2 separate regions of the Homo sapiens genome follow, and region 1 is linked to region 2. Evidence: chromatin loops called from intact Hi-C (ENCODE). Cell type or tissue: heart right ventricle. All regions are shown on one strand.

What was found. Hi-C counts contacts between places; a loop is a spot of excess contacts. Peaks named below come from ENCODE experiments on the same cell type or tissue, not always from the same donor. Only the 100,000 strongest peaks of a DNase experiment are listed, where the experiment ranks them.
Region 1: a loop joins it to region 2, with 3 times the contacts of the local background. A loop is called at or near these places in 26 of 110 quality-filtered maps.

The regions. Positions count from the first base shown.
Region 1 is chr18:35,131,903-35,139,902 of GRCh38, forward strand. MAPRE2 (microtubule associated protein RP/EB family member 2) reads left to right here. Exons shown (of 7, transcript NM_014268.4): 6 at 130-288. Among named protein-coding and RNA genes, the nearest start is that of MAPRE2, 94 kb to the left of the region's middle. RefSeq lists an enhancer at 6,903-7,898. In heart right ventricle, no CTCF peak of the experiment used is centred here; no DNase peak of the experiment used is centred here; H3K27ac peaks cover 3,857 bases.
Region 2 is chr18:34,876,912-34,884,911 of GRCh38, forward strand. DTNA (dystrobrevin alpha) reads left to right here. Exons shown (of 23, transcript NM_001386795.1): 19 at 808-897; 20 at 2,640-2,808; 21 at 5,158-5,290; 22 at 7,817-7,865. The coding sequence ends at 7,834. Among named protein-coding and RNA genes, the nearest start is that of DTNA-AS1, 110 kb to the left of the region's middle. In heart right ventricle, a CTCF peak has its summit at 4,742; no DNase peak of the experiment used is centred here; H3K27ac peaks cover 3,834 bases.

The sequences.
Region 1 (8,000 bases), 250 kb after region 2:
CAGACTTACACATTGGTTATTTCTGCTTCTCTCTCTCTCTCTCTTTTGGGTTTTATTCACAGGAATTGCTGGTCATGTCTTATACTATATTTTGGGTGGTTTTTTTTCTTCACTCTCACTCCCTTGCAGGTACATTCATTAAAACTTGCCCTTGAAGGCGTGGAAAAGGAAAGGGATTTCTACTTTGGGAAGTTGAGAGAGATCGAGCTACTCTGCCAAGAACACGGGCAGGAAAATGATGACCTCGTGCAGAGACTAATGGACATCCTGTATGCTTCAGAAGAACACGTAAGTGTGAGGAGCATGTGACTCCTGTGTTCTAAAATGACTCTCTTGGTCAAAACACAGTAGATCAGCACTCCTTAGAATACTTCCCCAGGACCTCAATGAGAATTACTGCTCAGCCAAGTGCACCTGATAGTCCCAAAGGAATAAACATCGTTATCATCATGATCTATTGACCCATGCCTGTGGGACAGGCAGTCATAAATTAATCTGGGAAGAGACAGGTGGGGTGGGGAAGGCTTTGACAGAAAAATATGCTTATGCAGCCAAACTGCAAGTGGTCTGCAGCTCTCTGAGCAAATGAGCATTAAGAATTTGTATACGGATTCCTCCTTCTTCATGCAAGTACAGAGTGTAGTTAAAGGAGAAAATAATCTAGATGCTTTTCCCATCCCCAGAAGCCCCATAATTGACTGTTTTTATTTCGTAGCTGGTTGTCTTGGTTACTCATTGCCAGGACAGACTAGAGCTGTGGGACAGCCACATGCCCATCTCCTTTATGGGGAGGAGCTGCCACCAGAGTTGCTATTCACAAGTGCTGCTATTCACAAGTGCTGCTATTCACAAGTGCTGATGGAGACCCAGGATGTGGCTGTGTCAGGGTGATGAAAAGCAGATGTGAGAAATGGAGGAGGAATAAGAATCTAGGAAGCAAGGAGAGAAAGCGGGGCAGGATGCATGGCAGAGACTGAGGCAAGGCACCCCGGGTCTGCCAGTGCCAGGAGAGAGAGGCCCAGCAGCCAGAGGTGGAGGTGGGAGCCTGATGTGGCTTCACCTTCCACAGAGCCAAGTTGAGGGGTTGGGGTGTCCAGCTTCTCTTATGCCAGGCTGATGCTAGTGGAAGTGTCCCGGTCTCTGGGTGTTCTGAGCCTGTGATGTTCTGAGGGCCTCCAGTGGAGTTGTATGTGTTGATATTTCTATAGGACATAGCAAGCCATCAGCAAGTTTACTCTCTTATTCCAGCTGAATCCCAGGCAAATGTTTACTCCATTTATGCCTCAAAATACTAGCAGTGAAATTCTCCTAAACTGTAAGGCACTGTATCTGTGGTTTGGAAGCTCTTTATCACTTTTTTTTTTCACTTCTTCCAAATATTTTGATTTAAATTATTTATTGGTTATCAATAGCTCAGAATTTGAAGCCCTGATAATCCACCTGGTTTCCATGATGGCTTCATAAAATACGGTTCTCAGTATTTTCAGATCTGATGGAATAAACCAGAGACTGATTTGTAGTATGTCTGCAGCTGCCACAGTGTCACATATATGACGTCCTGTGTGTACAGAGTGCTTGCCCTCTGTAAGCACTAGATGGACTATGGTTATTCTCTTCACAAGCTTATTTGAGGCTAAATCAGCTGAGATCTCCACAGCGCCATGAGACTGAGTGAATGGCGCTGCTGTCTGCGATAACGCCTGCTAGTGGGAATAAGGCCGGCGTGCAGGATCAAATCTTCTTCCCAGCCCTGCACTTCAAACGGGGAAACCCTGAGTCTAACCTCATGCCAGATTTTGTCCCAAGAGGGAGTCCATGTGCAGGAGCACTGTCTGACAGTGAACTCCAAATGAAGTGTTGGAGAGGTCCACTGAATTCCCGGCTAAGATAGGTGGACAGCCTCAGGCAAGAGCCCTTGCCTCCTGGGTGTGATTTCCAGGGGGTCTACCTAGATGACCGCACTCAGTTTCTGTTCTGCCATACCCATCACCACCCGACCCCACACACACATACATCCCAGCACCACCTTGCCACCATCTGGATTCAGAGAGCCATTCCTGCAATGTACATGCAACTAAAATGCAAGCACCCCAAGAAGAAATAACACTTTAAGGCCTCATCATTCATTAAGACTAAATAATAAGTTTAGCAGACACCTCTTCTGAGACACCTGGTTGGGGTTTGAGGTAGAAGGGTCTAGGACTTGACGTATATTAGCTTATTAGCTCCTATAATTCTCTAGAGAATCCTATTAGGTAGCTATTGTCATCCCATTGTACAGATGAGGGAAACTAAGGCAGCAGAGAGGTTGAATAACTTTCCCAAGTCTAGGAGCAGAATAATTTCCATTTGAACCCTGAAATCTGAATCCTGAGTTTATGTTCTCCCTTCTCCAAGTCTGAGGCACCTTTTAAGTGCTATTATGACAGTAGTAATGGCTAATACTGATTGAGCATTTAGCATGTGCTAGGGATTGTATTCATTTACTACGTAGATTACTGACCTTAACCACATCCCTGTGAGGTGAGTAATTACTTATCTACATTTTACAGATGAAATTACTAACCCAATGGCTCATAGTTAATAAGCTCCAGCACTAGGATTTGAACCCAGGTTTATCTAACTCAGAGGCTAAAATCATAAGGACTGAGTTACCTCCCTCGCCGAGTGGTGGGTACCATGGAGCAGGGAGGAAACGAACATAGTACTAGTTGGGGAAAGCCTCAAGATTAACTGTCTACTTGACAGTCTTCAGTTGAACACGCCCTGTGTGTGAAGAAGAAAGTTTCCAAATTTTTACGTGGGTTTTCTCTAAATAACTCCCCTTACCTCGTTTTGTTGATTTTCACCTTCGAAAGCCTAGTTGTGGCCTCTTTTTCGGGGCATTCATCTGATTTTAAATGAGCATCCACAAAGAACTTCAGTTTTCTTCTAGCCAGTTTGTAACTTTTTTAAACCCACTTTGTTGTTGTATCTCTGGCACTGCGCTGACATCATCAAATAGCTTTAAGGGAAGGAAGAGAGAGGGAAAGAGACAGAGGCATTGCCCTGTAAGTATATGCTGGGGAGTACCCAAAATTCAAGAAGAGAATTACTCAGAGTAACCAGGCAGTTGAATCTGGCAGAGAAAACAGCCTTAACATAAATTGCATGTGTGGGTTACCAGAGCAAGATGTTCAAATGCAGTTACTGGCTTAATTTTTCTAGTTCCAGGATATTTTTATTGCAACTTTGTGTCTGCAAAACTCCAAAAGAGACACATCAGGCTATACTGAGTTTTCTACAGAGAGTAAGCCGTTTGATCTGGAATATGCCAGGTGTCCTTATTTGGAATGTGACAAGACCCATTTGTTTAAACCTTGGTTTTTATGCAGAAAGAAAAGGAAGGCTGCAGTGGGCCTGGATGCCGTGCTGGGTGCTTTCCATATCCTGTGCATGCATGACTCTGCCGAGAGGCTCAGGAGCAGCTAGATACTCTCCTTTCTGCCCCCTAGCACTCCACCTCCCAGAGGTCCAAGAAATCATCCTAGATATCTTAAAGCCTCCAAGCATTTTCATTTCTTCCTGAGAATATGGAATCTGGTTTCTCTGGAACCACCCAGAAGCACATAGCCAGTCCTACACTGGGGGAGTGAGCCTTCCTAAAGCTGTACCCTTGCCTGCCTTCCCCTATGTCTATGGTCTGGAAAAGCAACGGTTTTGAAAAACAATGTGCTTAGTGGTTACGATGCCATCATACACCACTGCCCCCATCTCTGGGAATCCTGCCTTTGCCCCACTGTGCTTTCCCCTGACATTGTGTCCTGTTTTCTGGCCAGCCCCACACTTGTGTGATGGGTAGATTTGCACCCATGTGCAGGGATGATGTACATGGCGTCTGGGAGGAAGTGCCAGCACTTTGTTCATGATGCTGTTGGTACAGCTGTGTGTACAGAGCTGAGATGGCACAGATGCCTGGTGGTCTGCCTTTCCCAGAGCCCTCCTGGAGCTAGAAGGCCAGGTTGCAGCACATGCTGTTCAGCTAAACATAGATGGACATGCTTTGCTTTGACATTTGAGGTAGGAGTATTTGCTGGGGAGATCTCTTCCCCTGAGTGATTACTTAACACTCTTATTTTGTGATGATTGGCCTCTGATTGTTATATTTAAGCCATCCCAGAATATGGTGTTTGGAAGATGTGAAAATCCAGGTGGGAGTTTTGAGCAGAAAATCAACAGAGGTGGTTCAATTCCCAGTTGTAGAGACCTAATGGAAGTTTCCAGAGCAGATACTTATTCTCATTATGTTTTCCCCTGATACGTAACTTGGAGCCACAGGAGTCTGGGCTGAAGCATTGGTTACCTGCTCCCTGTGGATTCTGTCAGCTGAAGGGCACCAGCTTATGAACAGTTACTTGTTTCCTGCAGGGACAGGCTGTGCTTCTGTCACTGGAGGGCCTCTTGTCACTGGACTAAGTGCTGGCTATAGAAAAAGACCCAACCCTACCTCAGAGGAGCTCCCAGTCCCAGTAAGGGAGACAGACAGGGACATGACTAACTGGAATATGTGTCAGATGATGACAAATGTGATAATGGGGACATAAATAAACTTGTGTGGGGAGCAGATAAAAGCCGCCTGGAGGACCACGCAGAGACTTCACAGCGAAGATGGCATTTGTGTTGGATGTTACAGGGTGACTGGGAACATCAACAGCTCTAGAGCTAAGGTAGGGAGAAACTGCATGAGCAAAGCAGAGAAGAAAGACCAGCAGCCACAGCTGGCAAGGTGGCAGGAGACAAGGCTGCAGGGTGGTGCCTTCCACAGCTAGGAAGCCAGGAGCTGTTGGAGCTTCCTGATGGGCCTTCCTCTCTCCTTTGCCCCCATTTTCCTCCCACAGTGGCCTAGAGCCTTCTTCAATACCATCTTCCAGTTTGCCTCTCTATCTAATGATTATAAGGAAACTAAAGAATGATAGTTTTCTTACAATCACTCACAGCTCAACGGAAAGATGTGAATAGATTGATACGCACATATTAGAATTATTAGGTGATGCTCTGGTGCATTAGTCTCATATTTGGTATAGGTTTTGCCTGGCCTCCTACTTAGACATGGGTTTAAGTTCTTCATTCTCGTATAAGGCATAGAAAAAGATTGTTTTTTCCTGTGAGCCTGCAATAGCATTGTGTGGGCTGTGAGCTCTCAGTTGTGATTTGTAACACCCCAGAATTACAGATGTGTTCTGCCAGACTCTCAGACTGCCTTAACTTGCAGGCCAAGCATGAGCAATCCATTGATAAATTGGGAGCTTTGCTGGTATTTCCCAGTGAGAGTTGTCTGGGGTCCACAGTTCCTGCAGATGCATGACATCACAGAGGGGTCCTGTGACTGAGATTTAAGCTGGATGTGCATGAGAAGCAGCTGCCCTGGGCATCTGGAAGCCTCAGAGCCATAGAAAAGGCCAGCAAACCTGCTGCCTTGTTGGATGTGTTTGGAAAGGAGGCCTAGCCTAGTGGCTTCCTGGCCCTCTAGTTTATTACAGGCTCAATGATTACTTGAATCTAGGTCTTTCAACTTTAGCTCCATTAGCCCACAATAAACTCCCAGTTGTGACGTGAGCAAATGAGAATTTCTGCAAAATGTAAAACAGTTCCTCATTTCTGAAATCTTCTTTTCAGAAGTCTAACATGCACAGAAACAATTATATAAAGAAAAGCATACTTTAGACCAGCTGAAGTTTGAGCAATACAATATGGAAGACACCACACTCACGTTCAAGAGTTAGGATGCTGAATAAAACAATATAACTCACCGTGGAGGGCTCAGAGCCCGGCTGGAGAGACAGATGTGTAGCCACCCAGCAAGAACACACGCGGGACTGTGGTGCGCCCTCCCACCGAAGCAGAAACTGAGGATAGGAAGCTTGGAGAGGGAAGCCATTATCTCGGGGCTGCAGGCAGTGAGAGAGGCTTCAGGGAGGAGTGACTTTCTCATAATTTAGAGGAGCATGTGGCGGGACAGACAGCTGGGAGTTCCCAGCCCACCATTCTTGTTAAACTCCCATGAATGTTAGTTTCATTCTTCTCCCTTGGATGAGAGGAGAGCACTGGCTTAGGAAGGCCAGTAACTGTTTCTTGTCCTGCGCTGGCCCAAGAAGAAGTTCTCTCCTGCTCCCCTGAGCATGTATGGCCACACTGTTGGTGAGGCACTGACTCTGAGCTGAGAGGACCAGCCTCACATGTGCCAGACAGAAGGCAAAGCAGTGTGCAGAGGAAGTGCCAAGAGCACAGCTGCTGTGATGCCCAGGGGTCTGGGGTCGATCCGGCAGAAGGGGAGTAAAGAGGGGATCAGGGCTCTGAGATCTCCCTGAGGTCAAAGAGCACCTGCAATTAAGGAATTTGGGAGTGCAAGGGTCAGGAAGACACATGATGTGATCAGAGAGAGCAAGAGATTGGGCCTAACGTTCCAGAAGTGGAGCTAGTTCTAGGTGGTGAACACAGGGTGGTCATGGGGTAGGGAGAGCTCACATTTGCTGAATAAGGGGCCTGTCGGCACGGTAAGAGACAATGCCAGATTTTTCCCCAAGTTTTCAACACAATGTCACTGTCTACTGTTGGTTGACACAGAAAGGGTTACTTTTTTAAAAAAATTACTTGCACTTCTAGAATATATTCCAGAGTTCTCCCACTAAGAAATAATAATCACAGCTCACATTTCTATTTACCATGTGCCAAATACTCTTCTAGGCACTTTTCCTATTTTAACTCATTAACTCCTCTGTTGGATTCGAGGAGTCCTTTGATTCATTGACTAATGAAAATGCATTGAAAATGCTCCTACATGGATACCTTATCCCCAACTTTACAGGTGAGGAAACTGGGGCCCAGAGCAGTTAAGTTCTAGACCCAAACCCACACGGCCTGTAAATAACAGAGCTGGGATGTGAACTCGAGTCCATGTTGTAACCTTGACATTCTACTTACTGCCTCTCAGAAAATAAGTGGCTCGTGACCTTGGCTGATAGTCTGATAGTCTCAGTCATTCATCCTTGAATCCACTGCAATTTGTTCCTCTCAACACGACATGGATTGAGTCTTACATAAGAAAGATGTGGCACCGAGAATCCGATCCCTGACCTCAGTAACCTCAGCATCCAGTGGGTGGGGCCAAAAGGGTCAAGACAAGATTCCAAATCAGTGTCATAGCAGAGGAAGAAAACAAATGCTGCAGGAGAAGAGAGAAGGAATTCTGGCTCAGTGATCATGCCATATTTGAATTGGCTAAAGATGGGTTTGTCCTAAGCTCCAAGGAAGAGGGGCCCGACAGACAGGGAAGGGCTTGGGCAGTTCAGTGCTCGGGAGCCAGCGTGCCAGGTGTGCGAGGCATGGGCACTTCCATATGTCCCAGCACATGCTCCAGACTGCATCACAGAAGCTGTGTGCCCTTACTGAGGGAACAGGGAACTCCTTTGATTAGCCATGCTCCCTCAGCTTGGGTAAAAAACAGCAAATATTTTGTGTGAGTTCAGAAAATGAATGAATGTACAGATACGGCTGACTGAGGCTAGTGCTCCCTGGAGTTGGTGTTCATGCCATGCTTCACTGGGTTAGATAAAGGAATAAATAGGGCTGTTTATTTCTAAATAGTGGGAAGAACAATTCACCTATCTGATTCTCAGTTGATAAACATAACGTAAGCCAAAAGGGCCCCAAGCAGTCTAAGTAGATGTCCCAAAGTCCTTGAGCTAAAGCTCCTGAGCTCCCTCATTGGGAGGGGCCTCTTTGCCTGGGACAACCCATGAAATGTGGCTGCTGTCCTTTCCTTAGCCTGGGAACCTCTAACACTGCTGCTCTGGTATCTAAGCCTACATCAGGTTAGTAACATAACAAAGGGTCTCCTTCAGGGCGACACTGCCGAGCAAGAAGAATGACAGCAAGGGAGGGACTAGGAAATGGAGCAAAAGCCCACATCCCTATCCATTAGTGAGGAGTGACACCCCCCACCAAAATACCATGGAGGCCAG
Region 2 (8,000 bases):
TAATGTTTTTACTTAACTACTCTGATTTTTTTAATTTAAACATTTATTATTTTATTTAGTTAGTATTACTTTCTGAAAAATGACGGAATGAAATTCCATTAACCCTTAGTGTGCCTGAAACAAAATAATAATCTTTCTCTGCCATAAAGAAACATAGTCTAAGTTCCAATTTATAGTACCAGACATGCATCTGCCCATGTCTTGGCAGAAGAAACAAGAATCCTCACCCCTTTCTCACGCTCTGGGGGCATTCAGTGCATGTGGGTTTCCCATTCCCAAGTGGTACTTACACTGGCAGGAAGAGCTCCAAGAGCCCTGATAGGAGACAGCGCATGTCCTAGTAGAGACCAGAATCTAAAGGGCTCAGCCACCAGGTAAGGGCAAGAAAAATAATAGCAGCTAGGAAGGCGCAGCTCTCCTGGAAAACCTGATTTTTCATCTGTGTGGATTATTCTTAAGAAGGGTGACCACACGCACTGGTTTACCTGGAACCATCCCAGTTTTGCCAGGTCAGCCAGCCTTATTCATACTGCTCTCTTTCACCTTCAAAATTGTCCCCATATGGACAAATAATATATGAAACTCCATCATTAGCCATGTCTTCTTACTGCAGGACCCACTGCCCTAAGCAGTGTTTTGTTGTTGTTGTTGTTCTTGTTTCAGGAAATGAACTAAAGCACTTCTGAAAAGGAGAAGTCTTAGAAGTTTTCTTGCTTTAGGTTATTAATGGGAAGGATAAATAAACAACATAAAAATTTAGGATAGAAGGAAGCTTTGGTTTTTTAAATTATTTCTTCTTCCCTGAAGGTTCAAGAAGAAACTTAAGGAATGACTTGCTAGTGGCTGCAGATTCCATCACTAACACTATGTCCTCTCTTGTGAAAGAGCTGAATTCTGGTGAGTTCCTGATTCCCTCTCATTTGTCTGCTCATCATGGAGGGATCCATAAGTGCTAGGGGTCTCTCTTAGAGATCTGCTTATTGTCTAATATCAAAAGATTCTTTAAAGCTCTATGTGATATTTTGTTGGTCTATTCAGATTTGAGGGGTTTTTTTTTTGTTTGTTTGTTTTTGGTTTTTTGAGACAGGGTGTCTCTGTGTTGCCCGGCTGAAGTACAGTGGCACCATCATAGCTCACTGGTATGTCAAACACTTGGGCTCAAGTGATCCCCCTACCTCAGCCTCCCTAGTAGCTGAGACTACAGGCACATGCCAGCACGCCTGGCTAATTTTTTGTTGTTGTTTTCATAGAGACAGAGTCTTTGCTATGTTGCCTAGGCTGGTCTCAAACTCCTGGCCTCAAGTGATCCTCCTGCCTCGGCCTCCCAAAGTGTGTGAGCCACTATGCCTGGCCTATTCAGATTTTTTAAGTAATGTTTATATTTTGCTTATTAAAAGACTATTAACACATACTCAATGTAGAAAGTTTGAAAAAGGCAGAGAAGAACAACGAAAAATATTCAAACTGACCTATAATTCTGGAATCCAAAGACAGCCACTGTTAACATCTATGGTGACCTAAAACAACATGATGCTAAGGTTATTTTATAGGGTCAAGTGTATTATTTATCTTTTTTTGAGATGGGGTCTTGCCTTTTTTCCCCAGGCTGGTCTTGAACTCCTGGGCTCAAACAGTCCTCCTGCTTCAGCCTCCCGAAGTGCTGGGATTCCCAGCCCTTATCTATTTAGGTTTCATTAATTTGGAATGCCTGATCATTTAAATTTGAATTTCAAACTGAAATTTACCTTTGCAATGTCTCTGAAGATAGATCTGCCCAGAAATAAATAGCATAAAATTTAAGGAGACTTTTTATCCTTTTAATACTACAAAGAGTGTTCAAAACTTTAGCAGTATGAATATGCAAATAAATATCTTACCAGTCACTAATACATCTCCATCTATTCCTTAAGGCCGACCTACCAAGAGATTTGTCTGGCAAGACTATGGTCTTACAGCTGAGATTGCAACTATAAGAAATAAAACTTCAGTTTTAAAAAAATCCTGGACTTCGCTTTCTTAAAGCCTCTCAATTGAAAATTGTTGCTGCTAATTTAGATTAAGATTACCAAACGGAATAAAAAGATAGTAGTTAATACATCATGATTAATGGCAGGTAACCACTGCCCTAGCAAATGATGAGTACAAAGTTATTCTTGGTGTAGAAGTCTTAAGTACTGTTAGTTTATACTCATAATTCTTTAAAGTATTAAGTGATAGGGTTCACTTAATATTTTAAGTTCATATTTTAAGCATTTTAGGTGAATATTTTATGGTTAGGATTAGGTTTTAACTCATAGTTCTTAAATTAGTGTAATATTAAGCAAAAGTAACAATTTTAGTTAAGTCTCTTACAGAAAGGAAAAAGTAGAAGTCTTAAAGAGTTAAGTCAGTTACTAAGATGGCAAAAATTCCTCATAACATTTCTGAGATTTTAAAAATGCTGTATACCAAATGATTTTATAGTAATTCATGTCAATATCAATTCTTATTTTGAAACAATAAAAATGTATTTGATTAAAATATGATAACTGGTTAACATTTTACACAGCACAGGTTGATTTGTGAAGCCTACTCCTTTATTTGCAGGTCATAAAAAAATCTAACGAGTCATTCTTTATTTCTTCAATTGTATCTGCTAGAGGTTGGGAGTGAAACAGAGAGTAATGTGGATTCTGAATTTGCACGGACTCAGTTTGAGGATCTTGTTCCCTCACCAACCTCTGAAAAGGCTTTTCTAGCGCAAATCCATGCCCGAAAACCTGGGTACATTCACAGTGGAGCTACCACAAGTACCATGCGTGGCGACATGTGAGTATCTTCCGCTTGGAAGCATTTTCTCAGTAACAAAACAATCTGTAGGAGACAATAAGAAAGTAAAAGCATAATTGTTTAGGGTTTTTTTAACCTTCAGAAGGGGTGACATAGTTTTCTGTTCTGCCAGAGATATAGAAGGGTGCTACATTTAAATTCGGCATTGTAATATTTCCCCTCTTACAATTTCCAGAGAGTTATCAATAACCTAAACCAACCAGTGCCTATCAAGAGCCTGCCTTGCCCAAGGCACATTGCTAGTGCTATACAAAATAGTATTAAAAAACTGCTGCCACCCTTTTAGGACTCACAGACTAGTTCAGGAGATAAATCATCCTATCTTCTGAACTTATTGTATTTGCACTTAGAGGATACCATGACATTGGAGAGGTCTCTGTCCAGAATTGGTGTAAACAACATCACATAAGTATTTGGAATTGAAATAAGTACATGTATAAAATCTCATTATAAAGAAATCCAGTTTGGTTGACTTGTTGAATTTGTATGAATCTGACCCTCCAAAGACTTATTTGCAAAAGTTTTCACCCAGTTCTGGAGCTTGTCAGAAACCAGCAGCATCAGTAACGTCCCCACTAGACTTTCTGTGACCCTGGATCAGCTCAAATTAGTCAACAGAGAAAACCAAAGCTGAGAAACAAAGGCAAAGCTGGGACAGAGCTGCAGAGCCCAACTTGGGAGAAAAAGGAGAAAAACAAAAGAAATGAAGAAAGTGGCCCATTAAATGACCATGGTTCATGGAGTTATGGGAAATGTGGGCAAAGGCTGACCCAAAAGCTGGGGGAGGGAGTTTCTGAATGCTAAAAATACTTCAGAAGGGTGATGTTGCTTAATATGAAAAGTACTTCAGACTAGTCTATAAAAATAAACTGGCCATTTTAAAGACTCAGAGAAGAAACTAAACAGAGGCCTTTCTGGTGTTTGGCTCTCCATCCAAGCAGTGAATAAACAATCAGTAATCATGGAGAATTATCAAGAGGTGTGGTCTGAGAGTCAGCTATGAAGCAGCAGAGAGTAGGATCAAAACAAAACCATTATCATGGGACTTAACATGGCAGTACGCTGCTGCTTAATATAGTTTGCTTTCTTGTCCTTTCTTCTGTATTCTAGAATTGTTGGATTTGTTATTCAAAATGGTGAATTAGTTGTCATCTGTTTTGTCTGGTAAATTCATATCTATTTGACTTTTTATTATTAAGCATTTATATGGCAGTTAGCTAGAATTTCCTTGTCCTAATTCTAAAATCCAAGACTATTGAGGCCACCCTAATCTGCTAGCCCTGGTATGCTGAGTAGCAGTACCAGCTACCAACATGTGACTCAGGAGTTAGGGAAGGAAAGTTAACAGAGTCCTGGGCAGACCCATTTAGCCTGGCCCCAAACCTCCAAAAATAACCAGAACATGTTGTACAGCTATAAATAAACGCAAACAACGACATTTAAGTTCCAACCTAGAAACTTCTTCTTGACCACTTATTTCATTTTAGGGAATAATTTAATATTTCTATTGTCTAAACATGTACTTGTGTTTTACCCTGAGACTCTTTTAGTCCTATGATTTAGGTAGTGAGTTTATGTCCAGCCCCATGAAAAGCTTTGCATAGTCTAGGATGAATAGATGGAGACAGAGTCCCACATTAGGGAATGAGGTCATTTTTATCTATTTATTTGATAGTGGAATTGGATAATTAAAATGCTTTTTTTTTTTTTTTTTTTTTTTTTCAGATTTAGAGCTAAGGTCAAGAGTTATGGGTTAGTAGCCCTCCTGGCATTGACTAGCTGATATTCTAAGACTTAATTCTATAAAAATAAGGCATGAATGTGGTATGCATGCATATGTGTATGTGCATGTATGTGCGTATGTGTAACACAAAAGAGGTTAAATTATAACCAAATGTCCTTAAGCATTATTTCACTAGAGGGCTCACTCTCCACACAGAAAGTGATCTTGGGTTCTATTTTAAACAAGAATAAAAAGAGCCCTCAGATTGGGAAAACTTTGTATCCCCTCAAAAGATGTTTGCCATTTTTTAAATTATAGAACATTTAAAGGGCCAACCCATTCCAGTAAACCCTAGGAAAAGATAAATGACCAATGATCGCAACTGCCATAAAAAAATTGTGTATGAAAATACCTTGATCATATATCGCTTCAAACCTCCAAAATGTTTCCAAGTTTTTTTTAGGTATTACTAAAGAAGACATGAAAGTGACTTGGAGAACTAAGGGGAAATAAAGGTGCCAACGAAACTACAGCTCACACATGAATCCCGCTTGTAATTCTCTTTTAAGATTTGCTCTAACATGTCATCTGTGGTTTATTTTCAGGGTTACGGAGGATGCAGATCCCTATGTGCAGCCTGAAGATGAAAACTATGAAAATGACTCTGTCCGGCAGCTGGAGAATGAGCTCCAGATGGAGGAATACCTGAAACAGAAGCTGCAAGATGAAGCTTATCAGGTACAGGGATCCAGGCCCACCCCACCCCACCTCTTCTGCCTCAACCCCTTGGTAGCTGGGTCTTTGACATGACTTGCAGAATCAGAGCCTTCTTCCTTCCACCCTCCCTTTTCAAAATACACTGATTTCACTCCTTAATCCGTGTCTTTTAGACAGTAAACATTTTAAATACTTCTTTTTTTTTTAAGACAGAATTTCACTCTGTTGCCTAGGCTGGAGTGCAGTGGTGTGATCTTGGCTCACTGCAACCTCCGTCTCCCTGATTTAAGTGATTCTCCTGCCTCAGCCTCCCGAGTAGCTGGGACTACGGGCATGCACCACCACGCCCAGTTAATTTTTGTATTTTTTAGTAGAGAAGGGGCTTCACCATATTGGCCAGGCCAGTCTTGAACTCCTGACCTCGCGATCCACCCACCTCAGCCTCCCAAAGTGCTAGGATTACAGGCGTGAGCCACTGCACCCACTCTTATAGCTGTCACTCACCATGTATTCTTTTAAATTCTGCCCTAGAAAGTGATAAACAGCCTTCTTATATTGGAAAAAAACAAGGTAACTAACAGTCCAGACTCTTTCAGGCCCATTAAGAAAGATGCTTTTTCTCATAATTATTTTTAAATGGATACAAAGAACAGGGCACGAGGAAATTGAATAAGCATAAACCCACCACTTCCCTTGAATTATTTGCCCTCAGTCTTCCTCATTGCCCACCTCATGCCAAGTGTAAGTAGGAGAATGGCAAAATTCCTGGAGAAATGTTGGGGGAACTGCAGGCCTGTGTTCATCAAGGTATGGACGGACAGATTTTCAGATGTACTGGAGTATGTTAGCCACCTGAAAATTCACTGAACATGACATATACAATTGGCAATAAATGTAACCAGCGACTCATCCTAAAGGCCATGCATTTCCCCATGGAGGTCGTTCTACTACCTTGTTTGTCTTCCTGGTATGTTCCTTTTCCCTTTAATTCACAGGCGTTTACTTGGGGTTCTGGTATTTCAGGGATGTTTGCCTGGTTGAACCTGGGCCTCAATGGTTATTTTATCCTGTCAGACTTTCTGTCCAGTGGCCAGACAAGTTTTCTGCACATTCTTTTGTTTTTCTTTTTTCCTTTTTTTTTTTCTTTTTGAGACAGGGTCTCATTCTGTTGCCCAGGCTGGAGTGCAGTTGCCCAATCATAGCTCACTGCAGCCTCTAACTCCTGGGCACAAGCTATCCTCCCACCTCAGCCTCCTGTAGCTGGGACTACAGGTGCACACCACCATGCCTGGCTAATGTTTTTATTTTTTGTGGAGTCAGGGTCTCACCATGTTGTCCAAGCTGGTATTGAACTCCTGGTCTCAAGTGATCCTCCCACCCCGGCCTCCCAAAGTGTTGGGATTATAGGCATAAGCCACCATACCCAGGCTTTCTGCATATTATTAGGGCAGCAGTGCCCTGTCTTACTTTGTTATTGAAAAAAAAGGGAAGCAGAGAGAAGAAATTATCTCCTATTTCTCATATGTCTATAGATAAAGCCTTGAAATATTTTTCCAAGAAGATTGTAGCAGGAGGGAAACGGAAGCCCACCAATTCCATCCCAGCAATATAAAAACAAAGTTTTGCCTCTTTGGAATGTTCCATTTGCCTTTTCAGTTTAACGACCACATTTCAGAAGCAACTAAAATGTTGGTCTAGCCATACCAAAGAAAGAGGGTAAAAGAAAAACATAAGTGACTCTATATGTAGAGCCGTGCTCCCATGCTTCAGAAACAAATTCGCCTGATTGCAAACCCATGGAGAGTGCAGTTTTCCTTGCGCCTTCTATGGCTCCTCCACAGAAGGAAATCAGCCTGGAATGAAACTGCCAGGGTGTCTCTGGGAATCCTCAGGGATGGCATTCCTACACATATCTCCTTAGGCTCTGCTGTGTAGAAGGAAAGAAAAATGTGACTAAATAACCAATGTTCTGGTTCATGCTATTAGAAGCGTCTATTAGGCCTCCCTCTTTGAGCTCGTGTCACCTTCTGTATTTCAGTGGCAGCAGTAACTGAAATTCTAGGGGTTCTTTTTTTTCTTTAAGGGAGGCAGGCTTACACCATTCCATATAAAATATTAGATTTTTATTCATTTTAATGAATTAAAAATGTAACCTTCTATGAGTAAAATGAAGGGAATTTCTACTAATGACTTAAGATTCAACTGGAGTTTTTACCATCGCTGGTAAATCTTAAGCTCCCTCTCCCTCTCCTTTCTTTTCCGTGCCTCATGACTTCCAAGAAAAGGACAGGGAAGAAGCTGGGAGACTATAACAGGCCTGTGTATCTCCACTCAAAACATACTCCCTGGAGGAGATGTCAAAGTGGTTTTCCTTGAATGCTCTGTGAGCATACGGTTGTTGGATGGATTGGAACGCTACTCTCACTCAATAGACTCTCTCTCTCTCTGTGTCTTTGTGCATGGCTTCCCGCCAAATAATTCACCAGCTTGACTGCATCACAGACTTGACGTGTCACCTTTCTCGTTTGTGTCCTTTGTCACCCACAGGTCAGCTTGCAAGGTTGAATGCAATATCCTTTTATCACACTCCTCTCAAGTAAGTACCATCTTATTTAGGAGGAATCATGGCCACTGTACACTGAATTCTGATAACCTGTAATGCGAATTCACAATCACTTCTCTTAGTCATTTCTTTCTATGTGATAAAATACCCTCCTTAACTGCTGATATC